2 separate regions of the Mus musculus genome follow, and region 2 is linked to region 1. The links are chromatin contacts, found by Hi-C or POLR2A ChIA-PET in ENCODE. All regions are on one chromosome and are shown on one strand. The core of a region is the stretch at or near the end of the contact, and the rest is flanking DNA. Distances in the headings are between cores, read along the strand shown. Region 1 holds the start of Slx4 (SLX4 structure-specific endonuclease subunit homolog (S. cerevisiae)). Region 2 holds the start of Trap1 (TNF receptor-associated protein 1).

What was found. A loop is a pair of places that touch in the nucleus more often than their neighbours do. ChIA-PET counts read pairs that join two places held with the same protein, here RNA polymerase II (POLR2A).
Region 2: POLR2A ChIA-PET joins it to region 1 with 16 read pairs in Patski. The contact joins the promoter of Trap1 here to the promoter of Slx4 in region 1. A Hi-C loop is called at or near these places in 2 of 37 maps with a recorded cell type or tissue (T-helper 1 cell and regulatory T cell). POLR2A ChIA-PET finds 5 or more read pairs at or near these places in 3 of 5 experiments (Patski and embryonic stem cell).

Annotation. Positions count from the first base shown.
Region 1 is chr16:3,997,863-4,005,579 of GRCm38, reverse strand. It overlaps Slx4 (SLX4 structure-specific endonuclease subunit homolog (S. cerevisiae)), which reads left to right and starts at 3,902. Exons shown (of 15, transcript NM_177472.5): 1 at 3,902-4,219; 2 at 6,235-6,462. The coding sequence starts at 4,210.
Region 2 is chr16:4,073,009-4,080,725 of GRCm38, reverse strand. Trap1 (TNF receptor-associated protein 1) reads left to right here and starts at 2,916. Exons shown (of 18, transcript NM_026508.2): 1 at 2,916-3,033. The coding sequence starts at 2,946.

The DNA of each region.
Region 1 (7,717 bases), core at 2,653-5,152:
ATGAAATATTCACTTATGCAAGCCAAACAATTTTATGATCCTGTTTATATAAACACACAAACTTAGAAGATTACCAAGGGGCTGGGGTGTGGGGAGGGACTAGGGCTGACTGCTAATGAGAACAAGAAGTTTCTATTTGAGACTATAAAGTTTTCTAGAATTTGATATTGATGATAGTTGTAGAGTCTTGTGGATAAGGATCTATTGAAACATATATATATATTTTAAAAGATTTACTTATTATTATATGTAAGTACACTGTAGCTGTCTTCAGACACTCCAGAAGAGGGAGTCAGATCTTGTTACAGATGGTTGTGAGCCACCATGTGGTTGCTGGGATTTGAACTCTGGACCTTCAGAAGAGCAGTCGGGTGCTCTTACCCACTGAGCCATCTCACCAGCCCCGAAACATATTTTAAAAGGATTTCACAATTGTTGGCATTCCTTCTAGGCTCTGCCCAACAGTTACCTGGCAATACCAGGTAGGACTAGCTTGCTATAAAAGGGACTGTTTGGCCAGGCAGTGGTGGCACACTCCTTTAATCCCAGTACTTGGGAGGGAAAGGCAGGTGGATTTCTGAGTTTGAGGCCAGCCTGGTCTACAGAATGAGTTCCAGGACAGCCAGGGCTATACAGAGAAACCCTGTCTCCAAAAACCAAACCAAACCAAACCAAACCAAACCCCTCCTTGATCTCTCTGCCCCTTCTCTCTCTCTGACTCTCTTCTCTCCCTGATCCCTTTATCCCCCCTCTCCCCTCTTTCTCCATGTATTCCTGGCTGGCCTCTCTCCTCGATTCCTTGTTCCTCTCCTCACCTACCCTTTTTCAATTCCCCCTCCCATGCCCCCAAATAAACTCTATTCTATATTATACCTGTTATATTATATACTATACCCGTACCTCAGGGGGAAGGGATGCCTCAGAGTGGGCAGGCCTCAACATACTGCATCCTATAATTTATCCTTGGCTTAAAAAAAAAAAAAAAACCCAAACCACAGCAATATCTTACTTTATATCTCTAAGAATACAAAAGTGTGGTCTTCTTTCCAGATCTACTCCTTCAAATGTTCCCAGTGTTCTGTGACTCATCAAACGCTCAGATCCCAACTGTGTCATCGTACAAGGTCCTCACTCTCTTTACTAGTCATTTTCTTCCTGACTCCTAGATTAGAGTGTTGCCTCTTGCTCTTTTAACATGAGATTAGAAGTCAGCTACTACCTAGGACCTCCGGGTGACGCTGAAACCCATAATATGAGCCCACTGGGGCCTCCCGCCCTTAGGGCTGCACTAGCCAGGCACTAAGCCTGTGCCTGATGCTTTTTCCACACACATACCATGAGGGGATGCCACCACACGGTTTCTCATTTATTTATGCATATGTCTACATGTACATTTACACACCAGAAGGGGGCATCAGATACCCACGGGACTCAGTTAGAGATGGTTGTGAACTGGGAACTGAACTCAGGACCTCTGGACAAGCAGCCACTGCTCTTAATCGCCGAGCCACTCCCCGTTACCACACTTCATTAAACGCGACCATCAGTACCCTCACCCCGAAGCTCCTCAGCACTTAACAGAATTCATGGAGCGAGCGCTATCACCGCGCAGCCAGCAAGACTACACTGCTAGCTCGTGTGACCTCACACTGCCCGGAAACGTTGTAGTTGCTTTGAGAGACCGGAAGCCGACCCTCATCCCGCTTCCCCAACTCGGACCACGTACATAGTCTTGCGCACGCGCAGATCATGCGCCTGCGCACTCGTCATTCTCTGCTCGCAAGCCTCAGGGCGCAAGCGCAGCCCCGCGCGGTTCTCCGTTAAGAAGGTGCGGCTGAAGCGCGGGAGGTAGGAGGAGCTCGGCATCGGCCTAGAGTGTCCCGGTGCGGGGGAGTAGTGGTGGGGGTTGTCACTTCCCGCGGTTTCCCCTCTTCTGCGAGGCCTGAAGCCGTCTGTCTTGTCAGCCTTCCCCGGACGCCCGATCTTGACCGGTCCGCGGTGGAGTGACAGGAGCTGCACCGGGTAGACGGGGGCAGCGCCTGCCGGGAGGGAGGTAGGGACAGCCCAGCGATCAGAACCTTCTGTCTGGTTTTAGGGCCGTCAGGACGTTTCCCAAGGCAGGCCCAGTCCTTTTCCGTGGGTCACCCGTAAGGGTAGGCGGGAGGGTCCACCCTGCCCGAATCCATTCATTCCCTTAATTCCTGCTAGGAGCTGGTAGGCAGGTAGGATGCTGAGGAGGCAGGATTCCCCTACCTGGAAGCTGGCAGCCTGGTGGAATCCGTTATGTCGTTCAGCAGATATTGGTGGAGCACCTCCCAGAGAGGACAGACTTATGACTTGATTGTCAGGAGAGATGTGGGGACTCAACGCTAATGTGTCGTAGAGATTTGCACATCTAGCACAATCAAATTCAGTTTGTTTTTGCCTAACGTTCCAGGTCCCTGAGAACTGAATTGACCTCTCTGTCACTGCAGGCCTCTCCTTGCTACCATTTCTCTTCACTGTCTTCCCCCTGTATCAAACTCTTTGCAGTTTATGAATTCAACAGATCGTTGCCTAGCATTTGTTATAAGTTGGGTACCAGATAGCCCAAAGAAAATACAAGGTAAATAAATGTCTATCTAACTGATATGCTGAACTTCACTAACAGATAATTGAGTGAGTAGAAACATAGGCTCTGATACCCTGGAGCCACACTGCCCTGCTACTTCAGAACGGTTCCTTACACTGCTTGTGGCTGATTCCTCACCATAAGGAAAAGCTGACAGTAGATTGTATTATATAGTATTGCTGTAAGGATTAAATGGGCTAAAGATTTGAAAAGCAATTAGCATAGCATTGGGCATATAAGCTTTCAATGAATGTTATGCCCTGCAAATGATTATAAGCTGTGACAGGTGTCACTGTGGCAACCATGTGTGACAACATGGAGTGAGGTGGGGGAAAGAGCCCATGTGAAGGAGTAGGGGAGACGTCTATAAGATTATTGCACTATGTATTTGGAATGAATAGATTTCTGTCATTGGGTTATATAGGGAGGTGTGAGAGTGTGTGTGTGTGTGTATTCTCATCTGTTAGCCAGATGAGAATGTTGGGTATACTATTTTATCACTGTTGGCTTTCTTGAGACAGGGTCTCTCAGGAGCTTGCAAATTTTCAAGTAGTCTGGCCAACCTTCAAGGTTCAACAATACTCCTGTCTCTATCTCCCCTCCCATCCTCAGCACTGGGGCTACAATAGTGCCTCCACACCTGGTTTTGTTTTTTTTTTAAACATGGGTGCTGGCTATCTAAACTCAGGTTCCTGTCCTTTTCAGTAAGCACACTTACCCTTACTCACCAAGCTGTTTCCCCAGACCCAGATTATTCAGTTTTGATTTTGAACTAGAATATACTGTTTGCCCTAATAAACATTCATGCCTGTAAGAGCCAGCCTTTCTCTGCAGGCAGCTTAGAGAGCTCTTATGGACTCAGAATAGAAAAAAGGTGGCCTTTCTGTCTCCTGAATGTACAAGGATATATATATCCTTTTTCTCCTTATTTCAATCATTTTGCAGCATCTGCTGACTGTCCCATAAGCTGATCAGGTGACAGCTGGAGTCCTGAGGCCACTCGAGATAAGCTCCCTGTATTTGGGGAGCATATATCTGTGTGGCAGCTGCTCTTCATATTTTTCTCCAATTTCAGTAAAAACCACGTGTGTGCGTGCTTATGTGGTGTGTGATATGTCTTGTGTGTGATGTGCTCTGCACTGGGACATCCTGTGGAACAAGTGTACTTGTAACCAGACTGTATTTGGAGACTTTCCTCATACCTGACATCCTCTTGTACACCGTGGGAAAAAATGACATAAAATGGCAGTAGCTGTCTAATTATACTTAGATGCTTTTGGTTTTCCACAGATATAAAATTAGATGAACCTACGCCCTTTATCACTGTGGAGATCTTGGAGAATCACCTGATCACAGAGTTCACATGTGTTCTATCTCAGAGGCAGCTGTTGGACAACAAAATGCTCTCTCACTTGTGAAGTTTTTAAACAACTTATTTAGCTACGGGTCCAAATTGAAGGAAGATATAAAAGTCACATGGAGAGGAGGTCAGTACAAAGTCTCCGAGTAAATCAGAGAGAAGAGTTGCTGAGCTGCAGTGAGGTCAGAGGCGTGGGAAGGCCTGAGTGGGCTCACACACGAGTTCCTCATCTGTGGACATGGTTCCAGGTCGGTCCTCACTCCCCTAAAGACAAACCGGAAACCTTAAAACAGGTCAAGTGATGGAGGAGTCAGATGACGATTTCAAAGAACTCTGTGCCAGCTTTTTCCAAAGGGTGAAAAGAAATGGGACCAAAGAAGCATCAGGAGAGAGGACGAGGCAGAAGGCCTCTGGCCACACTCAGAACCGAGGCAAACGGAAAGAAGGCCGCCAAGTTGCCGCCAGGAGCAAAGCTCTTCAAGGCCCTTCAGAGAAGAAACCTCGATTAGGCAGCCAGACCCCTAGGACTACAAAGCAAGGGGCACCCAAGTCTCAAGAAGGGGGCCCAGCTCTCCCTGCGAATGGGAAGGGAGACGTTCTTGCTCCTACCCCAGATCAGCCAGTGTTGTGTGAGAGAGCACAGAGCATTCAGACAGGTAACCAGGCAGGACTCACTGCCAGATTTGGTTCCAGAAAGGAACCAAACTGATCAATGCTGTTGTTAACCAGGGCTCAGAAAATCTACTATGAAAGCAGATAGCTGGGTGTGGTGGTGCACACATCTAGTCCTAGCACTTGGGAGGCAGAAGGAGGGGAATCTCTGGGAGTTTGTGTCAGCTTAGTGTCTACATACTGAGTGTGGGATAGCCATGGCTATGCAGAGAGAGATCCTATCTCAAAAACAAAAAGGCCAGACAGCAAATATTTTGTTGTTGTTACAGTTCACATGTTTATGTTGCAACAACAATTGACTCTCTTTATCTATGCGATTCCAACTCTGTCCGAAGGTAAACATTTGATAAAAGAAATAATTTGTACTTAATATGTCCAGACTTTTTTTCTCGTTTTCATTCCCTAACAACACCTTGTAGCAACTATTTATATAGCTTTTGCTTTATATTGGATATCACATTAATATATAGGTGAATTAAAGTACACTAGGTATGCACAAGTTAAATGTAGATAGGTAGTAATTTTCAGGGGCACCGAGAACTGATCCCCCCTCGATACAAAGGGTCAACTCTTCCTAATGGCAGCTGTGGTGAGGAAGCAGCCCAGGACGATGTGGAGGTGAATGGGGGCCGCCGTGTGCTGATGAAACTTAATTTACAGAAATAAGCCTAGCCCTACAAGCAGTTTGCCCAGTCCTCTGTGTGCTCCCATGAGTGTGTTTAGAGCTTTGTGCTCCATGAGCTTTTTGTCACTGTTTATGTAGTTGACAGTAGTCATGTCAGCATAGAAATAATGGCACCTTTAGTATATGTGTGAATTGATTTTAAGGTAGGTACATTGGAATGGTCCAGCCAGTTTGCTCAGACTGAGGAGGCTCTCAGAGGATGGGCTGACAGCTTCCTCAGCTATCTATATGCTTCATCTAACCCTTCACACAGAACTGAAAACCAGACTTACATGTAAGATGGGCTCTGCCGGCTCCTGCTTTCTGTTTCCTCACTTTCTCTTCCTTACTGTAAAAAACATTTCTAGTGTGGGTGCAGAGTCTTTCATCGATGGTCTTAAAGTCTGACCTCCTGGAGACTGCTGAAGGACTCTACAGCCCTGCCCAGGCATGCTGGCCATTCAGTCTCTCTCTCTGCAGCCGGTGAAAGGCCTCAGTGATTTGCACATGCAAACCTGCACAGTTAGCCTGTAGCTTCCTGGGCTCCTAGATCTCCACTGAAGGCTGTAGGTGTATCTCAGGTTAAAACATGGGTCTAGGAAGAGATAAACACTTGTCATTAGTATTTCTTTATTAATAACATTATTGAGATATTGCTCATTACATAATTTTAAAGTATACAGTTGAGTGTGTTTAGTACATTCAGCATTATGAATCCATCACCACCACTACATAACTCGAGAGCATATTCGTCACCCCCTGCAGAACCCCAAGCTCAGCAGCAGGCACTGCATCCAGTGCCTTCTGCCGTTGTGTGTTTGCATAGCTGCAGTGAGTGGATGAACAGGTCCATGACTAGTAAAGAACTTTTGGAAATTTGAGTCTAAGCTATACAACAAAACCTGTGAATATTTTCTTCCTTGTCAGAGAGTGCTCCCAATGGCAACTCCCAGCCTCTTCCTTCCTGTTTCACGACAACTGGTGTACCAAGTCCCTCCAAACCCAGAGTCTCAGAGCTGGTTCTGCAACGGATGAAGCAGTTCAAGAGAGCAGACCCTGAGCGCCTGAGACACGCCTCAGAAGAATCCCCCCAAAAGACTGCACTGGGAGACGATGTCCCAAGGAGCCCTCCAGAGGAGACAGTGGGAGAAAATGGTACGGTGAGCATGCTCTGCCTTCTAAGATAAGTTACATTGTGTAGGAGAGGCAGTGCAAGAAGCCGCTGCCTTTATTTCTGTATACAGCTTTCTGTCTGCTCTTTACCTCACCACCTCATTGGAGCTAGCCAAAGAATGGAGTGTCCCTATAAAAACTATTTATGTTTTATTTTTAATTCTGTATACATTATGTATCTGTGTGGGTATGTACATGGGAGCATGGCTACCTGTGGAGGCTGGGAGAGGGTCCTGGCTCCCCTTGAGCTGGAGTTGCAGGCAGTTGTGAGCTGTCTGACATGGGTCCTGGAAACCAAACTCTGGTCCCCTGTAAGAGCACTGTACACTGAGAACCACCAAGCTGCCTCTTTACTCCTGGTTTCTTCCTGGACTTCCTCACACAGCCTCGTTCTTCTTTTCCTTTCTCCCTTTTCATTCCCCTCCACACTGCTTATTATGAAGCTAAGCTTTTATAGAGAGTTGGGTTTGTGTTTGTTGTGTGTTTGTGTTTTAAACCACAGTAAGGACTGAGGAAATTGTTTAGTGAGCAAAGTGTTTTCTGTGCAAGCATGAGAATTTGAGTTCAAATCCCCAGCATCTATAGCTGGGTACACACTGTGATTCTAACCCTGGACAGACAGACAGAACAGATATCCTGCATATCAGATATTTACATTATGATACAGAACAGTGGGAAAATTACAGCTATGAAATAACAACAAAATTATTTGATGGTTGGGGGTCACCACAGCATGAGGGACTGTATTAAAGAGTCACAGCATTAGGAAAGTTAAAAGCTGAACTGCTCTGGGCTAAACATCTTGGCAACCATTCTTTTTTTTTTTAATTTTTTATTAGATATTTTCTTCATTTACATTTCAAATGCTATCCCAAAAGTCCCCTATACCCCACCTTCCCTTCCTGCTCCCCTACACCCCCACTCCCACTTCTTGGCCCTGGCATTTCCCTGTACTGGGGCATATAAAGTTCGCAAGACGAAGAGGCCTCTCTTCCCAGTGATGGCCAACTAGGCCATCTTCTGCTACATATGCAGCTAGAGATATGAGCTCTGGGGGTACTGGTTAGTTCATATTGTTGTTCCACCTATAGGGTTGCAGACCTCTTCAGCTCCTTGGGTGCTTTCTCTAGCTTCTCCATTGGGGGCCCTGTGTTCCATCTTATAGATGACTGTGAGCATCCACTTCTGTATTTGCCAGGCAGTAGGATAGCCTCACAAGAGACAGCTATATCAGGGT
Region 2 (7,717 bases), core at 1,667-4,166, 76 kb before region 1:
TGCACATTCTAGGCACAGGGTGGGGAAAATAAGGATCAGATAATAAAGAAATGGTGCAAAGCCAAAACTAAAAATAGGCCCTCGGGGAATTTTGGTGAGTGAATGTGGACTGCAGCTGGTCTATATTGTCTAAAACATTGCTTTCATCATGTTCAGTGTTTATAGATTATGGAGCTGGAGAGATGGCTCAGTGGTTAAGAGCACTGACTGCTCTTCCAAAGGTCCTGAGTTCAATTCCCAGCATCCACATGGTGGCTCACAACCATCTGTAATGGGGATCCAATACCCTCTTCTGGTGTGTCTGAAGACAGCTACAGTGTACTGACATACATGAAATCTTTTAAAGAAAAAAAAAACCTACTGGGATAAAAGATTTATGAAATCTTTGACAATTCACTTTTCACTAAACAAAAATTCAGAGGGAGTCAAGTAAGCCTAGCTATCCACAGAATTGAGCCAAGCAGACTACACTTTGTCCACTCTACAAAATTCAAAAAATTATACATTACTAGAGGCTTGGAAACTGAAATGGCCTTTAGGTATTTCATCTTGTATTCTGTGGCTCTTGCCACAAGGAAACTTACATTTTCAGTATGTGTAGGTTTATCTATGGAATTAGGGAGAGAGGCTCCTTGAAGGATATGGAACGTTCCAAGTTACAGTGAGAATCTGGGCACACAGATCTGTGAAAGTCCACTGAATGCAACCAGTGGGGACAGGGGGGAGGGGGGAGGCGTGACTGACAGTTCCTGTCATCTCTTGTGGGTATTTTTCCCTCTTGCTGCCAAGATTCCTTTATTATCTCAAACATTGCCCAGAACTTCTCAGTCCTTGGCACAAGTGTGGGCCACTAACAAGATAACTTTTAACTTTCCACACTCACTCCTGGAGTGAACATTGAAGGAAGTATTACAAGTTTCAATCTGAGAAGTGGAACCAGGCAGATCAAGGGTCAGATGTTAAGAGGTATCTGAAGTGGACCACTGTTAGGCAACCACTACAGTTTGTGCTAGAGTGTAAATGGCCCTTGGAATTTTGTGGGATGTCATTTCCCTTGGTAATGCATGGGTTCCAAACTGGTTTCCTGGTGGGCCACAGGTGGGCCTAGATAGAGTTGGTTTCCCTGGAATGTAAGAAGTTTATACTGGGCAGAACCTACATCCCCATTCTTAACTAAAGCCCAGATTCCCCTTCCTTTACTAAATGTCACTTCTCCTTTCTTAATATTCTCAAGCCATATCTACAGAAGAGTTCTACAGATGAGTATGTCATTTCTGGTTTGTTTGTTTGTTTGTTTGTTTGTTTGTTTTTTCCGAGACAGGGTTTCTCTGTATAGCCTTGGCTGTCCTGGAACTCACTTTGTAGACCAGGCTGGCCTCGAACTCAGAAATCTGCCTGCCTCTGCCTCCCGAGTGCTGGGATTAAAGGTGTTGCACCACCACGCCCGGCTGAGTATGTCATTTCTGACTGAAGAGATGATTCCAGAATGGAGAATTAAAAGAATGAAACCTCGAGGATTAGTATCAAGAGAAGCTATTCTGTGTGATGACTGGGACTCAGGCAGATTAGAGGAGGTAATACAGAACCTGGGGGCAGAAGCTAGAACTGTGAGGATCTAAGGGTGACCATGGAAAAAGACACTAGGGAGCAGGGGTGGGGCTGGTTGTGGAGGATGTGGGCCCAGCAGGAGCAGAACTGGCTGGGGGTTAGGGGTAGGAATTGTGAGGTGTTCAGGTGCTCTCTCCACCTTATATTGAAACATGGCCTTTTACTGAACATGGGACATCAGAATCAGATTGGTTGGCTAGCAAAACCCAAGGATTCTCTTGTTTCTGTCTCCCCAGCACTGAGATCACAGGCACACAGTGCTCTGTCAATTTCTTGGGGTTATCAGGGCAACAGGCACTTTAAATACAGAGCCTGTATTAAAGTTTGGCCTCATATCTGCCCATTCTTATCTATTTTCCATCTATAAAGTCAATGTGGGAGCAATCCTTGTCAACCTAGAACAGTAACTAAACATTCCCTATACCAAAACTTCAAGTCTATTCTGGATCCAGGAATTAACTGCTCTTGCTACTAGTGTCTGCTAACAAGCTAGATAATCGCTCTAATGTTTTAGTAAAATCTGATCATAGGAAAATGTATCTGGTGTGTGTCAGAATCAAGCGAGAACCTGTCAGAAAGGTCCTCGCTGGGCCTTACTCTGAGGTTAGGACCGGGACAAGCGACCTGCTCTGGAGGCGGCTGGAGTTTGGATTAAACTTTAGAGGGCCGGGCGTGGTGGTGCAAGCCTTTAATCCCAGCACTTGGGAGGCAGAGGCAGGTGGATTTCTGAGTTCGAGGCCAGCCTGGTCTACAAAGTGAGTTCCAGGACAGCCAGGGCTATACAGAGAAACCCTGTCTCGAAAAACAAAAACAAAAAAACAAAAAAACAAAAAAAAAAAAAAAAAAAAAAACTTTAGAGACAAGGTTTGTGGCCTGGATCCCCAAACAAGCTTCCAGTAGGGAGAAAGTCACAATAAACGGGTAAGTCCAAAGGTGTTGGTTACTGAGCTCACGTTTTGGCGAATAACAGTCAAACCTAAAATTTGTCAAAGTGTAGGTTTTGGCATTGCTGTAAGAGTTTTTCAGTGGATCCACACTCCAGCTGGGTAGTGCCATCTCGAGAATGGGATGCTCCCGCCTAGGGACCGCCAGCACCGCGGGCCGGGGACACTATAACCCTCACACGCACAATGCAAGGGATCAGCGACCTTGTCACTGAGATCCAAGGTCAAAAAGTACAGTCTTCAGGGCCCCCGCGCTGCGGTTTGCTGCGTTCCCGTTCTCGCACAGGCAACGCCTTGGACAGCCCGTCGCGCGCCATGACGTCACTGAGCCGCCCCCGCGGAAGGCCCCCTCATCACTCTGTTAGGCTGTTAGCCACACTTGGGAAAGGAAGCATGGCGTGCGAGCTGCGAGCTGTGTTGCTGTGGGGCCGCGGGCTGCAGACTGTACTGCGGGCCCCCGCGCTGGCTGGAGTTCGGCGAGGTGAGCGCGGCACGAGAGCGCAGAGGCGGCGTCTGAGGCTGTGTGCACACTCTTAGACCGGCGGGAGGCCGCACTGCGCCGGAGCTGCTAAGTGGGGCGGGGAGTAGGACCTTGTGGTCGCTTTTGGGGAGCCGAGTCACGGGCAGCCACAGCCTGCTCTCGTCAGTCCCTGGTAGTCCTGATTGCAGACGCTCCCGCGCTTGGGTTGACAAGTTCGTTGCACGCGGCTGTTCACAAGCTCAGCTCTCGCAGAAGTCAAGCCCTGGGGTAACTACGGTGAGCAAAACCAACGGTTACCCAGGACTTCAGGGAGCCAGTGAACTCCGCGTGTTTGATCCCTGGAATTGAAAGAGAAAGGAAAGGAGAGAGAATAACCTTAATCTATACTTTCCCACCCCGCACTCATGTAACAGTGAAGATGTTAGCGTTACATACACTTAAATTATACGTATTTACAGCTATTTTTACATAAAAGGGCTCAAGTCAAGAATTAACTGCGAAAGAATATTAAAGCTTCTGGCATTCATTACATTTATGTTTCGCATAAACATAGCTTCCCAATGGCTTTCCGAAGTTTTGTCGCTCTCATCCTCCACTAAATGTTCTCTTGGCCACAAATATCGTTACAGTGTTTAACAGATTTGAGTGAGCGATTGCTTAAATCTTTAGGAACATGTTTTCGGTTTCAGAATTTGCCCTTTTATTTCTGTATTAGCTAATCTGCCAAACTTCACCTCAGTTTTTTATTGGGTGTGGGGAGGGTGACAGGGTTTCACCATATATGTTCCGCCTGGCCAGGGTGGTCACAAACTCACAGAGATTCATCTGCCTCTGCTCCCCAGAGTGGTAGGATTAAAGTGTGCCACAGTGCCTGGTGCTCAAAATACTTTTGTCTGTATATGTGTCCTCTAGTAGCAAAACTGATTTACCCATAGTATCTTTTCCAACATTTGAGTATGTCTCAAACCAAAACAACAAAAAAAGAGCCCCCAAAGGCAGTTTGTGCTTGGCTTGCATAGGCCCTGAATTGGTCCCCAGTGCCACGGAGAATACTAAAAAAAAAAAGAGCTCTGTGTAGAAGACATCTCTTGTGATTTCTATCTACAGAGAAGCTGGTTTTACTTAACAGTGGATCCGTATCTTCTCTGATTTCTTGTGTATCTTTGCATCATGTTCTGCAAACACCTTCTCAACCTTGGCTGGTTTGCTCAGTCTGTTCCCAAAGTTGACTCTGGAGTCTAGCTCAAGTTTTTTATTTGCAACATTGGTGCTCCTTTTCACCGACTTTGCCTGCTGCTGTGGTGGCACTAATTCTCCCTGGGTCTTAGGTGGAGAAAATACATACATAGTATCCATTTCCTATTGGAGAGATTGCCACTTCATTAAAGATTTCAGCCTGCTTCCTTGTGTTCCTTCTGGGAAGTATCAGCTATCAAGAACCCCGTGCTGTTGGTTGATTGGTCAATTGGTTGTTTGACTCATTGTTTCTCCAGAGCTTCCCTGATTTCTGTCTTTGCTGATGCTCCTAAGTTCATGCTTGCCATCTATAATAAACTTGTCAAGGTAGGATACAACTAGAAGGCCAGACAGGAAGTGGCACTCCATGTAACTAGCTCTCACCTGTGTCTTCTGTAAATTGGAGATGGTCTGACATTTGTAATTGATAGGTTATATCTCCACAGCCAGTGAGATAAACCAGATTAGATTATAGTAAAGGCAGGTCTATTGGGAAGCTGCTCTCTCGAGTTCACTGACCCCAAGGACCAAGGCCAGGAAAGTTGCCTTGGGAAGGGGTGTGTGTGTGTGTAGGGGGCAGAGAAAGAGACAGAGCGAGACACACATCAAAATGTCTAGATTATATAAGAAGGAACGTCTAGAGGAAGGGCAGCCCAGCCCCTGGGCTGGAAAGTTTAGGATTAGGGGCAGGGTATGCCAGGTAGGGAGTGAGATACTGAGAGAATCTAGAGGCCAGGTCTGCTTTAGTGTGTAAAATATGTACCTCAGTCTCTTGTGCCAGGGACTGAAACCCAACAAGAATTGCAGAAAAACAGCCAGCATATCTCACAACTTAGAACACTGCTTGCCTGTGAGTTACCATTATGAGCAGAGCTCTAGTACGGACAGTTACAGATCTGTAGGGAAGGTGGGTGATCTTTTTGAAGTAGAAGTTCACAGCTCATGTGTTTTCACCCCTTGCTCGCTTGAGTGGTTCCGGGTGATTTTTTTTCCTCCTCTTGAAAGCTCAACTAAGAAGCTTCTGCAGGGTGCCCAGAACCAGTCTCAGGCTGGAGAAAAATCTGCTTTTGTAATAGATGCATTGGCTTATGAGATGAAAAGCTTGTCTCTGTTGTAATTCAGTAAAGTTAATTATATCTTAACAAGTTTATTAAGGAATGCCCTAAACCAGCACTGGAATGAGCCGTATAGATAGGAGAGTGAGTGGTGAATGGGAGAGGCTACTGTGAATAGTGGACAGGACAGGCTTGGGAGGACAACACGGGAGGCCCTGAGCCAACTCTTAACAGTTCCTGTGGAAAAGGGATGTGGTTGTGGCTAGGGGGGAACATGGGCACTAGGTGTGTGTGTGTGTGTGTGTGTACACATGCATGTCTGCAATATCACAGTCACATTATCAGTGCTACTGTGTAAGTCCCAAGCCACCCAGCACTTTAACAAGAGACTGTGGCCTGCCTGCCGTTGAGGTTTTTGTGGCTTTTCATTTAGGGTGTGGGGGAAACGTGAAGACTGATACTATGCAGATGGTGTGTTTAGTGTCTGATTCAGGCACATATATTAAGTTGTTGGTTTATTCTTTAGACAGTTAAGCTAACCTGGAATCAAATCTGGTATCTGGTTCTGCCCCCCCCCCCTTTGTTTTCCAAAGATTTTTTTGTTTGGTTTGTTTTGGTTTGTTGTTTTTAGACAGGGTTTCTCTGTGTAGCTCTGGATGTCCTGGAACTCACTCTGTAGACCAGGCTGGCCTTGAACTCAGATCCACCTACCTCTGCCTCTCTGCCTCTGCGCTGAGATTAAAGGTATGCACCACCTTTTTTGATGGATATATTTTACAAATATACGGGAGAAGAGGCTGGTGAAATGGCTCAGCAGTTAAGAGCACTGACTGCTCTTCCAGAGGTCAACCACATGGTGGCTCACAAATGAAAAACCTATGGGCTGGAGCAAGTGGGCCAGAGCAAGAGGGAGAAGGGAAGGGGGGAGGGGGAAGGTTGGGCGACACCGGAGAATCATGCAATGCAGCCTGTGTGTCTGCACACTCCTTTGCAGCTGGGCTTGCCATGGCAGAATTTTTCGTCTCATCCGTATTGTTTACTGTGTCTTCTGCTTTTATCTTCAAAATAAAGCACACCCCATCTCTTCTACTGTATTGTGACTTTTGCTGTTGAAGTAGCACTGGTGGCTAGACCTTTGTCTTAGTTCTGGTTTGTCTTAACTGGCCATCCCCACGGCACACACACCAGCAGCAGGAAGTTTGCTCATCTGTCCCTGGCTCCCTTCATAGAGAGGATAGGCTCAGTTACAGGTCCATAGCAATCATGGTAAGGAGCTTGGTGACAGGCAGCCATGGTGCCGAGAGGCAGCTGAGAGCTCATATCTCATCCACAATTTGTAAACAGAGAGAGCTTGGTTTTTGTTGTTGTTTTGGTTTTGTTCTTCTATTTTGAGACTGTCTCCCAAAATTTAATTCAGACTGGTCTTCCTGCCTTAGTTCTTCAAGTGCTAGTATTACAACTATGCACCATTCAAATTATTTATTATTGTGTGTACAGAGGTCAGAAGATGACTCTTGAGAGATCAGTTTTTTGGCAATTTGCAGGTTGCAGGGATCTAAGTCAGGTTATCAGGCTTGTGGTAAGCACTACCCAAAGGAGATCTGTCTGCTTTTTCCCCCCAATGGTAAAATTACTGACTTTCTCTTTGAAGTCAGCAAATGTTTTTTTAGGTAACACTAATATTGTATAGTTGTTTGCTGACATCTGTCAGTAATTTCTGTCTGAATGAGATTTATCTGTTTGCTTTTTTTATCATTCCATGGCAGTTTCCCTGAAAGAAGAAGCCGTACATTAAAGTATGGATTAATACATTCTAGACTGAAGTCTGTAGTCAGTTACTGCTAACATTTTGGCTCAAATCATCCCAGGTTCTACTACTAAAAATAACTTCATTTCTGAGTTCTTCAGGGCTCACCTCTGCCCTCCACAGAGCACTTGTTCCTTCATTGGGGGATGCAGAATAATTCCAGTTTGCCCAGGGCCAGTGTGTTCTTGAGAAAGGGCCTGTCAGGAGTGACTACTACCATTAGTGACTACCTAATGGTGCTTGGTGCTCTCAGGGTGTTATCAGTCACCCTGGGACTACTGATGCATATATATAGCATTGACATTGATAGTGTGTGTGTGTGTGTGTGTACATATATATAATAGTATATATTATAGGCAGGGTTAGAAAATACATGTGGACGTAGAATGTACTCACACAGGGGCACACACTTGTGTGTTCACTTTTGTTTCTGGTCTACATGTACAAGGGATCTCATGGTATCTTCACTTAAAGGGTAATGATGCTGGTCTTAACTCTTCTCCCTTTCCTTCCTCCAGGTTTGAGGGCCCCGGCTCACTGGCAGTGTATTAGTATGCTTGACCTCAGTCTATACCCAGGACAGTTT